2 separate regions of the Homo sapiens genome follow, and region 2 is linked to region 1. A link is a loop called in an ENCODE intact Hi-C map of the cell type or tissue named here. Cell type or tissue: endothelial cell of umbilical vein. All regions are shown on one strand. Links, peaks and the distances in the headings refer to the core of each region. The heading gives the core; the rest is flanking DNA.

Region 1 (5,238 bases), core at 1,872-4,371:
CGAGACAGCACCTTGCAAAGTCTGGCAGGGTGGCTGGCAGTGCGAGAGTGGGGAGGTGGTCCAGAGATCTTCCTGGACCCCAGGAAGAAGCAAGCCAGAGCCTTTTCTTTTTGTCTTGCCCATCTGGCAGAATCTCACCATAATCATTTAACAGATTATACTCAGGCACTGTGACAGGGAGATAGAAACATCCTTTCAGATAACACTGGAAATGTTTCGAGTTATGATTGAAGTAGAGAGACCCATTTATTTTGCTTAAGGTTCAGCAGAGCCTCCTGAATTTTCTTAAAGATGAGATCGTTTTGCTCTTTCCAGATCTATTGCAAGCTGTTATGCCTCTTAGCAGAGGCGGAGCACAATCAGGAAATGAGTGGCCGTTCTCTCCTTCGTATTTCCAGCAAGTTGCAGTTGTGGCTGAGCAAGTTCCTGTGCGACTGCATGAAAGTGATTTGTTGGGGGGCAGATGAACAGCATGGCCAGATGCCTTGGAGCCCAGCTCATCCAGGACTTTCATTTTCCCCTCTGAAGAACAGCCTGTGTTGTTCACATGAGAACCGACTGCACCTCCGAGAACATCATTTGTCCCGTTTTGTAGGGTAGATTTGCCCTTTATGAGGGTGGAGCCTGTACACAGGACCTGCGGCAGCGTTTGACGTTGGCCAGGGCTGGGAAGGCTTAACTGTTGGATGCTATCAGGGCTGCTTGTGAGTCAGAAAGCTTCATACCACCCATGAGGCTTGCTTAGTGCTGTCCTCGTTTCTGGAATGACACACAGTCACCTTATATAAACCACTCTACATGTTTATTACTTTCTATTGACATTTAAAAATGATGTTCTGATGTTTATCATCCAAAGTAGAAAACCATTCATCATCCAGACCTACTCTTTCTCCTTTAAGTTTTGCTGTTTTAATATTGCTCTTAAATGTTTAAGAGAGCTTACAGAAGAAACTGAAGACAAAGGCCTTGCTTATTAGGATCTTTGAGACCCTCTGGCACTGGCGAACACGAGTGAACCCTGTGTCACACTTGACCGTGTTATTCTCCAGCCCCTCCTGGGTTCCCTTTTGTTGTGAGTCAAGTAGACACCTCTGATCTGCTTCTGCCTCAGAGCATAGACTCAGCTGGCCTTCTTTTTTTTTTTTTTTTTTTTGAGACGGAGTCGCACTTTGTCTCCCAGGCTGGGGTGCCGTAGTGCGATCTTGGCTCACTGCAACCTCCGTCTCCTGGGTTCAAGCGATTCTCCTGCCTCAGCCTCCCAAGTAGCTAGGATTATAGGTGAGCGCCACCATGCCCATCAGCCGGCCGTCTGAGGCAGGCTCCAGAGCCCCTTGTTTTGCAGGTGCAGGATTCATCTGTATGCATCATGTGGCACATGTGATACCATGTGAGGTATCTGGTGTTACTAAGTCGTCACGTATTTCGATGAAGGTATCTTTGGGACCTTGGCAGCCTTTTAGGAAGCCAGGCAGCTTGCAAAAGCTTAGGAAGAATTTGGGGGGAGAGGAATGAATGTAGTATTTTTCTGTCTGTCAACACACACACATATATATATATATGTGCCAGATATGAGTGGGTGCTTTTGGTAACCTTATCTCTAAATCCTCACCAGCTCTTTGAACTAGAAACTATGAAGTGTCTTACACATGGGACAGCAGATTTGGAGAGGCAGTGTGCCTGGCCTGTGATAAACAGAAAGACTTCTGTGGCTTTACCCCCATCTGAGTTCCTGAAGGGGTGACAGACAGACTTGCCTTTAGCGGGCCTGGCTGCTTTATACTCCCCAGGCACGGCTGCTTTATACTCCCCAGGCACAGCTTGAGGTGATAAACAGCCCTGAGTCCATCTTTGTATAGTTAATCAGAAATGTTGGCCTGTTTCTTGAACCTGGGTCTGGATTTAGGAGATGGGCCCGACTCTTTACTCACTCCTTTACCCCATCTGAAATTCACTGAGTGCCCACAGTGTGCGAGTCACAGTGTTAAATGCCATATAGAGGACAAGTCTGCCCACTTTGAGACTGTTCTCCACAAAGCATGTCCTGCCTCTCCCTGGTCCGAAGCAGGCTGTCTCTCTTCTGGAACCCATATTATTTTAATTTGAATCTTTTTGCTTAAGCTCTGCACTTTTCTGCTTTGTCTTGGGGTCACACCCCTGTTAGGAGTTCTGGGGCAGAGTCTGTGTGCTTCATCGCTGCCTCTTGATGCCTGGCAGGGTCCACAGGCTCAGAAAAGATGGAACGAGTGACTGTGGAGAAGGGTAGAACATGGGCCTGCCCAGAGCGCGAAGGCAGATACAGAAGAGCTGCCCGTGAAGGATGCAGGTGTGTCCCGGGAAGCCTTCCATTGGTTCCTAAGAACTGCAGAGTTGTCCTGGGCTCCTAAAGGTCCCCAGAGGCCTGCTCCTTTTTGTCACTTTGTGAATGGCCTTCTCTGCACAAAGGACTTCAGTATTGATTCCCTAAGTTCATCCTTACAGGTCTGGAGAAGCTCTTTTTTGTTTCTCCCAATGACACAGCATCTTACAGCAGGGCTGGAGAGGCTGGGAGCTGGCAGCAGCCAGACCCTACTTCCATAGCTGTGCAGAGAGCAGCCCCTGGCACTGTGAAAAGAGTCTCTTAAAAATTTTTTTTCGTGTGGCTGGCAGCAAGATCAGACACCGTATACGTGAAGGTTCTTATTCACTGTCAATTCAGAAAAGCCTAGAATCGCAGAGTGCCAGCTCTGTGCGTCAGGAGCCTGTAAACAGCTCAGCTGTCCAAGAGCTCCCAGCACAGAGCTGTGCCCCAGTGAACTGGGGAGACTTTTTACGGAAAATTCCTTAGCATTCAATTGGAGAACAAACGTTTGCTGTTTTAAAGTATCTTCCTCAGTGTTTATTAAAGTAGAATTATATATTTTTTTCAGTTATTTAAAAAATTCTTCCTTGACATTGAATGAATGAATAAATGAATGGATGGTTTAAAAATTCATACAGTGGGAGGATGGGAAGGCCCCTTCATGTGCAGAAGAAAAGCCAGCCCCTTCGCTGGCCCACCCTTTCAGGGTCAGTTCAGACCCCCAGCATCCCAGCGGGGTTAGCACTCCTTCCTGGGTTGGACGGTGTCTTCCCCGGTTCTGACAGCGCTCCATGCCGGGCGTCCCTGCAGTCTTGGGGCTGTGGTGACTCAGAATTAAGCTGAGTGCTCTCACTCTCGTGTACCCTGCCTGGCTGGCCTGATGACTCAGCATGGAGCGCTGGCTCCCTGACCCAGAGCACACTTGAACTGAATGTTCCAGGTCTGAGCCTCAGCCGAGCGTGGCTGGGCGAAATGGAAGCCTTTCTCTCCTGCTGCCTCTCCTGCTGCATTTTACCCCGGGAGATGAAGGTTTTGGAGACGTTAGTGACACATGGATGTTATCACAGTGTACAGCTGTGACAGGAGTAGCAGAAAGGTTAGCATCTACCTGGCCTTACCATCAGACAAACCTGGGTTCTAGAGATCTTAGGCAAAGCACTTACCCTTCTTGAGCCTCAGTCTCCCGTTGTGTGAAGTGGGCATAGCAACACTTCTGTTAGCAGGGTTGGGAGAATCAAGGAAGATGGTGTGTGGGAGGCGAACGTCCCAAAGCCTGAACTGATGCATGCGTGGAACTCCCGGAAACATATGCAGCCTGCTCTGTGGAGTAGAAGTGTGTTTGTGGATAGGTGTGTGGCCTCTCCACACAGCAGACTGTCCTGGCTGTCCGTGGGCCTTTCAGCTCTCAGAGAGGCCTGGGGTCTTGTTTCTTAGAAGCAAGGCCTCCTCTTATCCCCCTTGTATGGAGTGTAGCTGACTCCCCCGACCAGTGTCCAGGTGGCCCTTGGAGCCCTCCCTGGGGCTTCCCGTGCCCCTTGTGAGTGGAGGATGTAAAGGAACAGTAACAGATGAAGCTGCGGGGCCTTCGGGAGCCTTGACCCAGCTGCCAGACCCTGCGCCATGCGTCCATAGATGCATCTCCCCATCCTCTGCCCAAGATAGGCTGGGTCCTTGTGTCCTCCACTGTGCTGTGTAGAGCGCTGGCTTTACTCAGCCTCAGCTCCTCAAGGGGAGGGTCTCCCTCAGCTGTGTCTGTGCAGCCGCAAAGTACCAGGCAGGAGCTAGGAGCGCTGCCTGTGAGGGGGGACATCAGCCCACCTTACTGAGGGGCCGATTACCTGCACAGCTCTTCTGGACCCAGCTCTCAGGGGTGTAAATGTCACCGCAGATGGAAGGAAGGAGGGGTTTTCCAAGTGCCACCACCCTCTTCTGGGGGGTGTGGCTGCTGTGGACCGAATGCTTGAGAAGCCACTGCAGGTGGGAGCAGAGCCCCCCCGGGACTCAGGGGTCTCACCGTCCATCAGAGAGGGTCCCCTTGCCTGCATGGCAGCTGATGAACTGAGGATGTTTTTCTTTTGGAAATTGTATTTTGTACAGAATACACGTCCGCTGATGTCCTGTACACTGAGACCTAACAGGCACTTGTAGGGTCGTGTCTGGAGGATGGACTTGCCAGGTGGCTGACCATTCCATTTAGCATGGAAATGTAGCAGTTGAGAGAGGTCCTTTTCCTTGACTCTGTCTAAATTCAGAGTTTGCTTCCTGGGATGGAAATTTCAGATAGTTTCCATCTGTGATTTGTGACTTTGGCTTGATTAAAGCAGGTGGCTCCGCTCTTTTTTTTTTCCCCTGAAGAAGAGGTAGGTAGGTTCTAACATGCCCTGAAGCTAACTTCATGTGACCTTGGGCCACATTCCAGTTCCTACCTCTGCCACATGGAACCCGTGAGGCAGGCTGCAGGGCTGGGGCTGCAGGGAGGCTGGATGCTGACTCAGGTGCCCCCAGCAGGGGAAATACCAGCAGCTGCGGATGGTGCCTGGCCTGGAGACGGCTGACGTGTGCCCTGGTGAGGGGCCATCGAGGATGTTGAGGAGACGCCAGCAGATGTTCTGCTCCCAGGCGGACCCTTCTGTGCCCCAGCCTGGCCTGGCTTTTCTCTCTAGGCCTCAGGGAGATGTGTCAAGGAACCACAGTCAGTGCGGCTGGGCGCCCTGCTCAGCCAGGAGTTTGTCTGCAGAGCAGGCCTCTTCCCCAGAGCAGCGGCCCAGCCTGTTGGAGAGGTGGGTCGTTTAGGGCTCAGGTCCCTAGAGTTGTCTTTGGCTCTTTGCTTCCAGGCTGTGAAACTTTAGATAAAGTCTTAAGCAGAGAAAGTGACATCCTTGCTAATTAGTCCTCTTAAG
Region 2 (5,238 bases), core at 1,109-3,608, 560 kb before region 1:
TGATCCTCCCACCTCAGCCTCCTGAGTAGATAGGTTCAGGTGTGTATCTCCAAGCCCACCTAATTTTTAAATTTTTGTTCTAGAGACAGGGTCTTGCTATGTTGCCCAGGCTGCTCTTGAACTCCTGGGCTCGATGCTTTTGCCTCAGCTTCCCAAAATGCTGGGACTACAGGAATGAGCCTCGGTGCCCAGTCCATGAACTATTTCTTTTAATGCAACATAGTAGCCAGGTGTGATGGCTCACACCTGTAAGCCCAGCACTTTGGGAGGCTGAGGTGGGAGGATGTCTTAAGGCCAGGAGTTCAAAACCAGCCTGGGCAACATAGTGAGACTCCCATCTCTACAAAAATAAAATAAAAATAAAAATAAAAATTAGCCGGGCATCGTGGCTCATGCCTATAGTCCCAGCTACTCTGGAGGCTGATGCAGGAGGATTGCCTGAGCCTAGGAGTTCAAGGCCATACTGGGCAACATAAGGAGACCCCATCTCTACAAAAAGTTTTAAAAAATTGCTGGGCATGGTGGCACAAACCTATGGTCCCAGCTACTCGGGAGGCTGAGGTGGGAGAATTGCTTGAGCCTGGAAGGTCAAGTCTGCAGCAAGCTGTGATTGAACGACTGCACCCCAGCTTGGGTGACAGAGCAAGACCCTGTCTCAATAGATAAATGAATAAATAAATAGAAAGAAAGAAAGAAAAAAGAATAATGCAACACAGCTCGAAACCTGGGCTTCTTAGGGCCGGAGAGCTACCCAGCATCCTGAAACCATTGAGAACACAAGGAGGATGACTTCATCTTGGGAATGTTCTGGAAGCCTCACATATGCTAGAAGTCAGGACGGAGTGTCAGAGCAGTTGACTGAATCGCCTTCCAGTTCCCAAGTGAGACTGAATCCCTTAAATTAAAAGAGCTTGGCCAGGCGTGGTGGATCACACCTGTAATCCCAGCACTTTGGGAGGCCAAGGCGGATGGATCACTTGAGGCCAAGAGTTTCAGACTAGCCTGGCCAACATGGTGAAACCCCATCTCTACTAAAAATAAAAAAAAATTAACCAGGCTTGGTGGCACACACCTGTAGTCCCAGCTACTTGGGAGGCTGAGGCAGGAGAATTGCTTGAGCCTGGGAGGCGGAGGTTGCAGTTAGTGGAGATCACACCACTGCACTCCAGCCTGGGTGACAGAGCAAGACTCCGTCTCAGAAAAAAAAAAAGGCTGGGCACAGTAGCTCACACCTGTAATCCCAGCACTTTGGGAGGCTGAGGTGGGTGGATCACCTGAGGTCAGGAGTTCGAGACCAGTCTGACCAATATGGTGAAACCCTGTCTCTACTAAAAATACAAAAATTAGCCGGGTGTGGTGGCCTGCGCCTGTAGTCCCAGCTACTCAGGAGGCTGAGACAGGAGAATTGCTTGAACCCAGGAGGCGGAAGTTGCAGTGAGCTGAGATTGCATCACTGCATTGCGACAGAGCAAGACTCCATCAAAACAAACAAACAAACAAAACAACAACAACAAAAAAAAACTGCCACCCTAATGGCTCCCTTGGCTGACACATGCCCAATCTATGATGGAATCCAATTACAGAAACAAAGATGAAAAAGAACCATATTTGACTCATAGGAACCTGGGATTGGAACACCTGGAAGATGCTGGGGTCCCTTGTGCACTTGTCCATGTGGCCAGACAGTTTAGGCACTTTCCAAATCTGCTTCAGTGCCAGTAACTTACTCTTTTTCTGCAGAGCAAGGAGTGAGCAGGCTGTGCAAAAAAGAATTCACACGACAGGCCTGAGGGTGATATCCATAGAAAGTCTGCTGGCCAGTTTGGCCCTTGGCTGTGCCTGGAAACTTGGACTTCGGCAGTGTTCCCAGCATTTCTAGAACTGATCAAACTGATCAGAGTGACAGACTATGCCTGAACTATTTGTACATACAATGTGGTTCATGAGAGTCTGGAAATCTGGTATGAGCTAGGCAGAGGGTACCTATGTGACTGGCCCCCAGTAAAAACTGAGTTACTTGGTGACTGAGTTCTAACAAGCTTCCCTGGTTGATAAATATCACAAGTATTGCCACAACTTGTTGCTGGAGGAATTAGGTGTGTCCTGTGTGACTCTACCAGGAAATAACTCTTGGGAACTTGGCCCTGGTTTCCTCCAGACATCACCCCATGTGCCTTTTCCCTTTGCTGATTTTGCTTTGTATTCTCTGGCTGTAATAAATCATAGCCCTGAGCTGGGGATGGTGGTTCACATGTGTAACCCCAGCACTTTGGAGCCTGAGGTGGGCAGATCGCTTGAGGTCAGAAGCTTGAGATCAGCCTACACAATATGGTGAGATCACATCTCAAAAAAAAAAAAAAAAAAATAGCTAGGCATGGTGGTGCCTGCCTGTAGTCCCAGCTACTCAGGAGGATGAGGTGGGAGGATAGCTTGAGCCTGGATCAAAGCTGCAGTGAGCCGTGATCGTGCCACTGCACTCCAGCCTGGGTGACAGAGTGAGACCCTGTCTCAAAAAAATAAAAATGTATATCATAGCCATGAGTATAGCTATATGCTGAATCCTGAGAATCCTTCCAACAAATCATTGAATTTGGGGGGTGGTCTTGGGGACCCTTTATATTCTTACCTATAAAATTAGGCTATTCTTATCAATAAAACTAGCATAAAGATTTTCCCTGATTCAAATCTTTATTGGGAGAGTCACGGAGGAAAGTATGGTTAGCTCCATTTGATCACTGAGAAAACATGCACAGAAAAGATAGGAAACATGTGTGAGGTTTCGCAGCTAAGATGGGCAAGGGGGTTGGAACTCAGGTTGTCTGTTTCCACACCCCAGCTCCATCTGTCTGTGACAGCGCAGAGGTCAGTCTTACTTTTAAAGATTGGGGATGCGTCGCCTCTGCTCTCTCCACCCTCTATTCCTTTTCCCTTCACTCTGGTGTACCTGTCTGGCAGGTAAGACAGCACTTGTGGAGAAACAGGAGGGAAGGAGGTGTCAATTCCAGGTATCATCCCACTCACTGGAGCCTGGACACACCCCTCATTATCTTTCCCCTCCCTGCACCCACTATCATCTCCCTCTCCTTTGTTTAATTATCTGTTCATCATCGTCTTCATCCTCATTTCTTTTCTTTTTTTTTCTGAGATGGAGTCTCACTCTGTCGCCCAGGCTGGAATGCAGTGGCGCGATCTTGGCTCACTGCAACCGTCCTCTCTTGGGTTCAAGCCAGTCTGCCTCAGCTTCCTGAGTAGCTGGGATTACAGGCACCTGCCACCATGCCTAGCTAATTTTTGTGATTTTTTGTTTGTTTGTTTTTGAGATGGAGTCTCGCTCTGTCGCCCAGGCTGGAGTGCAGTGGCGTGATCTCGGCTCACTGCAAGCTCCGCCTCCCGGGTTCACGCCATTCTCCTGCCTCAGCCTCACAAGTAGCTGGGACTACAGGCACCTGCCACCACGCCCGGCTAATTTTTTGTATTTTTAGTAGAGACAGGGTTTCACCGTTTTAGCCGGGTTGGTCTCAATCTCCTGACCTCGTGATCCACCCACCTCAGCCTCCCAAAGTGCTAGGATTACAGGCGTGAGCCACCGTGCCCCACCTAGTGCAAGTTTCTAGTTGGCTTCCAAACTGATTCCACATCTGTGTCCCACTCCTCAGCCTCTAAACACCTGCTTCTTTTCTGTGAAAACTAGACACATTAACAGTTATACTACAACAGGAAGCCCAGAGAATAGAAGGGCACGTAGTTCAGGGTGCTGCCTTCCAGGGGTTCAGTTTAGTGAGAGAAACAGGAATGCCATATACACACCTAAATATACTCCAATGTATAAATTGCAGCCTGGGCAACATAGCGAGAAACTGTCTCCAAAAAAAAAAGAAAGAAAAAAGAAAAAAACAGGCGCAGTGGCTCACGCCTGTAATCCCAGCTACGCAGGAGGCTGAGGCAGGAGAATCCCTTAAAACCGAGAGGCGGAGGTTGCAGTGAGCCGAGATCGCGCTATTGCACTCCAGGCCGGGCAACTGAACAAGACTCCATCTCAAAAAAAAAAAAAAAAAAAGAAAAAAGAAAAAAAGATGAGGGTGGGATTGTATTCCTGCAGACACCAAGGACCCTCCCTAATTAGCTCTGTGTGACTTGGGGTTGGGGCAGACAGTAGATCCAGAGGAGGAATCTTGGAGCCAAATCTTCCAATGTCTGAGTCGTTACTATCATTCAGATCTCAGTTCAAATATCCCTTTCTCAGAGAAGCCTTTCTTGACACCCATTTTAGAGCAGCACACCTCCACTCTCTAACACACTGCCTCCAGGGCACATATCGTTGCCTCCAGGGCACATATCATTCTGAGCTTTTTTACTATTATCTATCTATCTGTCATCTATTTATCTATTTATTTATTTTTGAGACAGGGTCTCACTCTGTCACCCAGGCTGGAGTGAGTGGCAGGATCACAGCTCACTGCAGCCTCAAAATCCTGGGCTCAAATGATTTTCCTGCCTCAGCCTGAGAGTAGCTGGGACTACAGGTGCATGCCACTATGCCTGGCTAATTTTTAAATTTTTTTTGTAGAGATGGGTCTCACTATGTTGCCAAGGCTGATCTCGAACTCCTGACCTCAAGTGATGCTCCTGCCTTGGCCTCCCATCGTGTTGGGATCAGAGGCGTGAGCCACCTCACCTGGCCTGGATTATTTATTCTACTCGCCAATTGTCTGTCTTCCCCAGTGGACTGCTCTGTCTTGTTCAGCCCTATAAGGTATCCCCAGTGCCTTATTAGGCCCTCAATTTTTGTTTTGTTTTGTTTTGGGGGTGGCTGGATGAAGGAATGGATGGAGACCCTTCCTCCATCCTCAGGACGCCTCTTTTTAGGAACAAGGTGACCTGTTCTTTTGAGCTTGACCAGAGGGCAGAGGTAGAACAAGGAAAGCCTACGACGGGAAGAAAGATTGGAGTGGATTGAGAAGAAGAAGGATGAACAGCTGGATTAGAGAAATTGAGGCAGGCTGCGGAGACTCAAGGAGGTTTCCAAGGGCGAAGGGCCACGGGCAGAAGACGAGTGGAGCTGCACTGAGCAGGTCCTGGCAGGGAGGACTGGGGCTGGAATAGGTGGGCCTGCGGGTGGGGCGGGGCCGACGGGGGGGGTTGATGGTCCTGTGATGGGGCGGGGCGGGAGGGAGGCGGGTCCTACAGCGGGAGGCGGGGCCTGTGATGGTCCGGGGAGGGAGGCGGGGCTTATGATGG

Evidence for each region. A loop is a pair of places that touch in the nucleus more often than their neighbours do. Peaks named below come from ENCODE experiments on the same cell type or tissue, not always from the same donor. Only the 100,000 strongest peaks of a DNase experiment are listed, where the experiment ranks them.
Region 2: it touches region 1 in a loop (2.5-fold over the local background); 2 of 110 quality-filtered maps call a loop at or near these places.

What each region holds. Positions count from the first base shown.
Region 1 is chr10:119,655,246-119,660,483 of GRCh38, forward strand. The region is part of intron 1 of BAG3 (BAG cochaperone 3); the gene reads left to right. Among named protein-coding and RNA genes, the nearest start is that of BAG3, 6.5 kb to the left of the region's middle. In endothelial cell of umbilical vein, for the core only: no CTCF peak of the experiment used is centred there; a DNase peak (open chromatin) is centred at 3,226; H3K27ac peaks cover 1,138 bases.
Region 2 is chr10:119,098,787-119,104,024 of GRCh38, forward strand. No RefSeq gene overlaps it. Among named protein-coding and RNA genes, the nearest start is that of DENND10, 2.7 kb to the right of the region's middle. RefSeq lists a silencer at 5,116-5,238. In endothelial cell of umbilical vein, for the core only: no CTCF peak of the experiment used is centred there; a DNase peak (open chromatin) is centred at 2,175.